3 separate regions of the Homo sapiens genome follow, and regions 2 and 3 are each linked to region 1. Evidence: chromatin loops called from intact Hi-C (ENCODE). Cell type or tissue: heart left ventricle. All regions are shown on one strand.

What was found. Peaks named below come from ENCODE experiments on the same cell type or tissue, not always from the same donor. Only the 100,000 strongest peaks of a DNase experiment are listed, where the experiment ranks them.
Region 2: it touches region 1 in a loop (2.4-fold over the local background); 16 of 110 quality-filtered maps call a loop at or near these places.
Region 3: it touches region 1 in a loop (2.1-fold over the local background); 14 of 110 quality-filtered maps call a loop at or near these places.

The regions. Positions count from the first base shown.
Region 1 is chr11:69,130,285-69,132,784 of GRCh38, reverse strand. No RefSeq gene overlaps it. Among named protein-coding and RNA genes, the nearest start is that of SMIM38, 24 kb to the left of the region's middle. In heart left ventricle, a CTCF peak has its summit at 1,063; a DNase peak (open chromatin) is centred at 1,024; H3K27ac peaks cover 1,064 bases.
Region 2 is chr11:69,433,564-69,436,063 of GRCh38, reverse strand. LINC02952 (long intergenic non-protein coding RNA 2952) reads left to right here. Exons shown (of 2, transcript NR_186235.1): 2 at 1-507. Among named protein-coding and RNA genes, the nearest start is that of LINC02953, 9.2 kb to the right of the region's middle. RefSeq lists an enhancer at 672-1,501. In heart left ventricle, no CTCF peak of the experiment used is centred here; no DNase peak of the experiment used is centred here.
Region 3 is chr11:69,443,300-69,445,799 of GRCh38, reverse strand. It overlaps LINC02952 (long intergenic non-protein coding RNA 2952), which reads left to right and starts at 834. Exons shown (of 2, transcript NR_186235.1): 1 at 834-1,148. It overlaps LOC124902703 (a long non-coding RNA gene), which reads right to left and starts at 977. Exons shown (of 2, transcript XR_007062759.1): 1 at 838-977. RefSeq lists a silencer at 2,141-2,230. In heart left ventricle, a CTCF peak has its summit at 1,219 (motif pointing left); DNase peaks (open chromatin) are centred at 619, 659, 1,289 and 2,279; H3K4me3 peaks cover 1,858 bases; H3K27ac peaks cover 2,058 bases.

The DNA.
Region 1 (2,500 bases):
CCAAAAAAAAAAAAAATCACTTCACTCTCCTCATCATTGAAAGTAATGACATTGAAGGAAGAGGAGCAACACTCTTTACGTGGCAGAAATGGTGCTGAACAACCAAGGAGCTGCATTCCCTGTGGTCAGGTACCCAGGGGGCCCTGGGTTCTCTCCATTTTACAGATGAGTAAACGGAGGTCTGGAGGTGCCAGGTCACCCAGTGCCACCCAGGGAGGCTGGAATGGAGTTGGGACTTCCACCCAGGCCTGACTGCAGCATCACCCCCCAAACCACTAAGGCTGTCCTGAGAGAGACCTTGGGGATCAGCAAGCCAGCCTCCTCCTCCCGTTTTCCGGAGGAAAGCATGAGGCTTCAGGGGGCCCGACCCATCCAGGCTCACGAAGAGAGGGACAGAATCAGAATCTGGAGGGAGCCAGGTCTCATTTGTCAGCAAACGCCTTCCTACGACAACCTTGGGAATAGAAAAGACCCCAAGACATGACAGGAACGAGATCCGAGGCCACGTGCAACACAGGTGCACCAGGGTAAGCCCCGCCCCTACCCTCAGGGAGCTTCCAGCCCCATCTGGCACAAGGTCACCTCCCAGACCCTGGGCAAGTGGCAGCCCAGACACACCCAGGAGTACAAACACCTCTCCACAGTCCCCTCCTGGGACACTGGGCCCCTGAGGATGATGGAAGCTGCGGGTTCCCCATGGGGGCTCTGGGGTTACAGCAGGGAGGGAGGGGGACCCATGACATGCCTTAGGCCTGTCCAGGAGGGATTCCAGCCCCAGGGAGAAGGCAAAGACAGGAACGCCGTTTCCAAGCCGGAGAAGCAGTGAGAGTCCACACCGCGTTTCCCGGTCTGCAGGGAAAGGCAACAGCTGGTGGGTGGGTCAGAAACCAGACCTTTCTGGGCTGGCTTCAGGACCTCTACACCCCACCTCGGTTCTGACCAACAGTTATGGGAGTCAGAAAATGCAAGTGCTCAGCTCTTTAGCCCAGGAATTCCCAGCCAGCAGGCAAAGCCCTCGGGAACACACGTGCAAGATGCCCCACCTAGAGGCAGGAATGTGGCTGAGGCATTTGCACCATTAGGCAGGTCTGAATACCTGAGGAGGAGAGCTGCTCCCTCAGCGCTTCCCACCCTAGCTTCCCATCATGGCTGGGCCACCTACCAGCTTCTCTGTGCCTCAGTTTCCTCATCTGGGAATTGTGGATTGCAATCCTATCTACACCCCAGTCTCTAATGGAGATAGTGTATGCAAAGTACATCTACGTAGGCCTGACACACAGCTAGTAGCCGTGTGGCAGCCAGCCCAGGGTTGTTCTTGGGAACATGGGACAGCCCACTGCCTGGAAATTTGGTGGCTCTAGGATTGGCCAGACATCTTCTGTGGAAAACCAGGCGGCCCATGCTAAGACACGGTGGCCCATCGAGATATCGCAGTCTGGGAACCTTTCCGGGCCACCCCTGGGCAGCTCGGACAGTGCCAGGGACCTTGGCCAGCTCATGCCTAGAGGCTCCCCTGCCAGGCTGCCTGCACCCTCCTCGAGCAAGGCCTGGCCTAGATGCACAGACACCCAGAGGGAAGGGGCTCCGGGACAGCAGAGGTTGGGGACAGCCTTCTGAGCCTCTGTTTAGGACCAGCACGATGCTAAGAGGACCTCCAGGACAAGAGCCGGCAGGGACCACAAGCCAACAGGCCTCTGACATCACCAGGCCTCCAAAGTCAGGAATAGATAAAATACATCGAAACACGGTCACAGGGGAACACAATGCTGGGGAGGACACCCTCTGAAGGAAGGAGGGCTCGGCTCTTTTGAAACATGGATGGAAAACTCCAGAAGACAGATATCCTTATTTATGAGGTGCCCCGATCCCTGAGCAGGCAGTAGAACCGGCCAGCCCTCGAGGCCCCCCACTGAGCTTCTGCAAGCTGCATTTCCTGGGCTTCTGCAAGCTGCATTTCCTGGGCTTCTGCAAGCTGCATTTCCTGGGCTTCTGCAAGCTGCATTTCCTGAGCTTCTGCAAGCTGCATTTCCTGGGCTTCTGCAAGCTGCATTTCCTGGGATCGGATAGCACTTCCTCCCCGACTCCCTGGGAGCATCCTCTACAGTGGGGAGCCTGAGTTAACAGAGGCGGCCGCTGAGGCTTATGGAAGTCATGTTCCCTCTCAAGGCCACACAGCCAGACATGGCAGAGCCAGGACTGGAACGTAAGATTCTGATTCCAGTGCTCCATCTCTTTCCCTGGCCCGCCTCCCTGCACATGCAGATTCCACCTACCTAGCAAACCCCCACACCCACTCTCATCACGCCATCAAGGCCCCCACCCAGGAATGGCAAGGTTCATCACCTTGAAGGAACACTTAGATTCCTTCTTCCATTTAAAAAAATTATTTTATTATTATTATTATTATTATTGAGACAGGGTCTTACTCTGTCATCCAGGCTGGAGTGCAGCAGCACAATCTCAGCTCACTGCGGCCTTGAACCTCCCAGGGTTCAAGCAA
Region 2 (2,500 bases), 300 kb before region 1:
CCCAGAAGCCCACACAAGCCCACACCTGGGGGAATCCCAGCCCCACGTTCTGGTTCAAGTCGCTGCTGGTTTGGGTTCAGAGCCCAAACATGAGCTCCTGCTCTTCTTGGTGTGATCTGAGGCTGTGGATATCCTGAGAACATCTGTCTCAACAGAACACCTTCCTCCATGTTGCCTATATCCCAAATTCACTCCCAAGTGGCTTTTGTCTGGCAGATTCCGGTGGATTATGCAAAGAGGGACTGCCAGAGAATCTGAGCTGTTGGAAGACTTCTGAAACGTCACTGCGGTGGCGGAGGCACTGCCCCGGGGGGACAAAAGTCTTGTCTCTTCCTCCAAATGTGGAGGATCAAATTAGAGTTGACTTGTGTGTTTCCAAACCCGTTGTCGTCCCAGCATTCAACTAATTTGAAGATACCAAAAGCCTCAGAAGAGGGTGGCAGAAGAAGAAAGGGACAAACACAAAAGGGGAAGGACAAGAGGGCAGACCGTTAAAAAAAAAAAAAACCTACAAGAATGCAGTTTGCTCCTGGGTGGACCCTCCCACCCCGTGCCTGCCCCGAGCTGGCCCCTGACCTGTGCCGGCAGCTCAAATTCCTAACATCTGGCCCAGGGTAAGGATATGGGCAACTCTTTAAGGAAGCGTGTCCTCGCTAGGTGCTGATCACTCACTCCAAGGGACTTTGCTCCTGGATGCCCAGGCTCAGAGAGGGCTGTGAGCCTCCCATGGTCACACAGCAGCAGTCCAAGTGCCTGGGGCAGTCCGATGCCCACATCCCCCTTGAGGTCCCAGGTGAGGGCATGGTCACAGGATGCAGACCCCTGCCTGGGTAGGTCTCTGGTCTTCTATGGCACCTACTTGTAAGCCTCCCCAGCAAGTTCAATGTGGGGCTCCCAGCACCGGTCCTTGGGATTTGGGGGTTCCTTGGTTTCTTCTCTTTTCTCTCTACCCTTCTTCTCCCTGGGTGACCTCATCTGTTCCCCTGGATGAGGTGTGGTCCCCTCCTCAGTTCAATGCTGGGAGCCCTGCACTGAACCTGGAGGGAACCAGCAGGCTCTAGGTCCCGACTTTTGGAGTAGGGCCTGCCCCTTCCTTCCTGCCCCTTTCTCTAGGGAGTGCTGTGAAGGGTGCATTTGGGCCCTGGGGGCCCATGAGTTTGGGCCTCCAGGATAGCTGAGAGCACGTGGGCCTGGCCTGCCCACTCTTCCTGAAGCCCCCCAGCTTCGCCCCACTCCTGGGCCCTGACCAGCCTCCTGCCTTTGCCTTTGTCTGGCCTTGGGTTTCCCAGGCAGTGGCAGCTTTGCTCTTTTTCTCGCAGGTCTCAGGTGTCACCTCTTGAAAATTCAAAGGAGGATCCTTCGAATTCATGAACCAGCAACCTCCCAGGAGGTGGGTCTTCCCACCCTGCACCATCCGGCCTTAGGAATTCAGTCTGGAGCCCTCCCTCCCCAGGGCCTGGGGCCTGGAAGTCGGAGCCAGCCAGAGCAGGGAAGGGTCGGGCCCTGGAAATCCAGAGTGGCCTGCCTGGGCCGGGGTGGGGCTGGGCATGGGGAGGCGTGGGTCCTGTCGGGGTTGGGACCAGCGCTCCAGCTTCCCTAGCTGATTTGAGCATTTAATTTTAATTCCACAAATAGAGAAAAAGAAAGAAAACTCCTGAAAGTCGCGGCAGATCCTCACGGCTCTGCAGATGTCCTGCGGAGGTTGAGCCTCTGCACTTTGGCCTCAGCTGCCCAGGTACCAGTCTCAGCTACTGTCACTGGCGGTGTGGCCTGGGCAGCCATGTCCCCTCCCCAGGCCTCAGTCTCCCAGTGTGTCAAATATCTGCCCCGTCTCAGGTCTCATTCTGCTGCTTCCCCCTTGTGATCATACCCTGCCCCTCCCCACTCCCCAAGGACTTCTTGGCCTTAGCCCACAAACCTATGCAGGTGGTTCCATCAGAGACTGTCCCCCCCAGCCACCCCAGCCCTCATCCTAAGTCCCATGCTCCCCTCCCCTGCAGGAGGCCACTCCGTCCTCCTAGTACTCTCTTCTCCCAGCATCTCCAGTTCTCCACTGCCCGCTTTTCCTGCTGCCCCACTTGCTGGTCCCCTGGAGTCCCCCAGACATCATCGCTCCTGCAGTCAGCAAGGATTTGGTGGGTGCCTGTTGAGGGGGCCGCTCCTCTGGGGCTGGAGTGCAGCGATGCGTGAAACATTATGATCCCTGATCGCCTGGGGCTTCTGGTCCCATGGGATTTGAGGGTTCCTTGGTTTTTTTCTCTTTCAACCCTTCTTCTCCCTGGGTGACCTCATCAGTTCCCATGGATTGAAATATCCTTATGCCAATGACTTCCAAATTTGTCTCTTCAGCCATGACCTCTCCTCCAAACTCTGGACCCATATATCCGGCCATCCACTTGACATCTCCCTTTGGGGTCTCCCAGACATGTCAAGCAGATCGTGTCCAAGCTGGTGTCCAATCCTTTCCCAGGCAACTCAACTCCCATCTTCCCCATCTCAG
Region 3 (2,500 bases), 310 kb before region 1:
GAAACCATTTGCTGATCCTGCTGGCAGCCATTGAGATCTGGGGGCCTGTTTGTTGCCATAGCATGGCCTAGCGCATTCTGACCGATACACTTTCTAATCATGCCGAGAACTTCTGAGTGCCGTCTCATGAGCAAAACGTGCGCTATATTAGTACTGTAGCAAAGCGCTTCTGGCCTGTCTCCACGGGCTGAGTGCAGAGCCTCCATTACAGTCATCATTTTATGTCAGGAAGGGAAGGTCCAAGGAGGTGGCCGGTCTGAAGTGACCTCGGGCTTCTCCAGGCCTCTGCCACCCACGCTAAAATGAGAAGCCCCTGAGAATTTTTAAGTTTTGTCTGCATTGTGGAAGCCAGGACGCAGAGGCAGAAGGAGACCCATGGGCCTTTCTATCCCAACACCAACCGTTTAAAACAACAGAAGAAAAGGGAAGCCGGTCCAGCCCAGAGCAGAAATGAGGAGTGGTAGGATCCGGCTGCCCCAGGCCGCCCAGCTCCTCTGTCTGCTTCCTCTATTTGTGCCGGGCAGCCCCCAACTCCCTGGCTTATGTGGCCTGTGGAGGGACCAGCTGTGGCGGGCAACAATTTTGTCCAACCCCAGGCCTTGGTGTCCGCGTCCCTCTGTGTGCACCCTCTTCCTGCGTGGGTGCTGCAGAGCCAACGTGAGGGGCCCACAGGCAGGGGCACCCTTCTCTGCCCCCCACCAAACAGAGGCTGCTGGGGTGGAACCCGAGGTCCTGCGGGAGGGGTGCTGGCCGCTGGGAAAAGCCCGTGTCCGGGCCCCGCCCTCCGTCTCCCCCGCAGCCCTGGCTTACTGGGCTCTCCTCTCCCGGATCTCATACCTCACATTCCCCAGCACGGTTCCGACAGGCCCATGAGTGGGGAGTCCTCATGGCCTGGGAAGGTGGCCGAGAAAGTTTGAACAGCTGCAGAGCCTGCCCGTCCACTCTCTCCAGCCACATTTGTGTGTGTGTGTGTGTGTGTGTGTGTGTGTTGTGTTTTGACCAACCTCTTAGGCTTATGTAACACACTTGGAAGTCAAGAAGTAAGGACTCATTACTGACAGCCTCAGAGAGGCTTGCGAAACACTTGCTGTGAAGAAATCTTTCCATTGAGAAAAAGTTCCCTGGTGCTCATGCTCCCAGTGGCTCAGGTATGTGGCTGGGGGTGACGGTGGTGTGAGAAGCAGGGGTCCCCAGGGCTCCAGAGCCCAGCGCCCCCTGCCGGAGCTGTGTCGCGCCCGGAAATGGAATTGAGCATCGCTTTTGTCCTCTATGTCACTGCTCACGTCACCACCAACAACCGACGTCGGTGACTAAACTCTCGCCGCGTATCAGGCACTATGCTGGGCCCCTGCGTTTGTGATTTTCCTGGGCGCGTGCATGACCAAGGGCTAGGTGCTCCTACGCCCATTTTATAGAGGAGGACACAGGCAAGGCGGTGGGGTCGGGGCCCTTGTCAGCAGGCTGCCACCCCACACCTCCCTGAGGTACATGCAAAAGCAGACCCCTCCCCTCCCCACAGGTATAGCTCTATGTGGGCCCTTTGCATGAGTGTATTTTTAAGCTACTTGCTAGATCCCAAGAGGAAATGAGTGCTCATCCTGCAGGGAGAGGCCAGCATTCCACTGGGCCATTTCCCTTTTCAGAGAGCTGATGTGGAGGATTCTGCGCCGTTCTTGGCCATGCCGTCATCTGGGGCCCCAGGAACCTTACAGACCCGAGGGCCAGGGTTTGGGGCCCAGAGCCCAGCAGATAGCCATCTTAGAAGCATTCTCCCCAGGACCAGGGCTGCTAAACCCAACCCCACATCTCCCACACAAATGCGTCTTTCACTGGGGCTCTGGAAACCGGAGACCATGTAAATCCAAGAAGATGAAATTGTGTGGGTCTGGGCCGCAGCTACAGACTGAGACTCAGCAGCCGAGGGGCCCCAGCCTCAGAGGGAACTCAATGAATTTGTCAGGGAACTGAAAACAGATGATTTCAATCAGCAGGGGAAAAAAATGACTTCATGGCCACAGTTGACCGAAGCAAGCGGCGTTCGGCTGCCAGGCCCTGCCTGGGAGGCGCTTCCAGAAAGCCTGGCCTCTTCCGCAGCCTCTGGCCGGGGTCTTCCCTGCGAGGAGCCAGCGCCGCTCGAGCCGCAGCATGGCCCGGCAGAAGGCACGGCGGCCGTGATGGGGCTGGCGGGGCGCGGTGATAACCCGGGCTCCCCGCCCCCGCGCTTCCTCTCCGCTGCGCTTTCATGAATGGCCCCGCTTCCCAAACAGCCGATTGGCTGAACCCCCGGCCGCGACGCCCAATCAGCGGCTGTGGCCGCCTGGTCTCCGCTCCGCGTGGGGCCTCGGTCCTGCAGCCATGAATGGCGCAGCCTCAGCTGCCTGCAGCCACCGCCTACCTTGCGGGGGCCGCCTCCCCCCGAGGGAGGAGGAGCAGGGGATTTTTTCTTTCCCCCAGACTGTTCAGGGTTCTGGTGCAATTGTGTCAATCTGAGGCTTGGCTG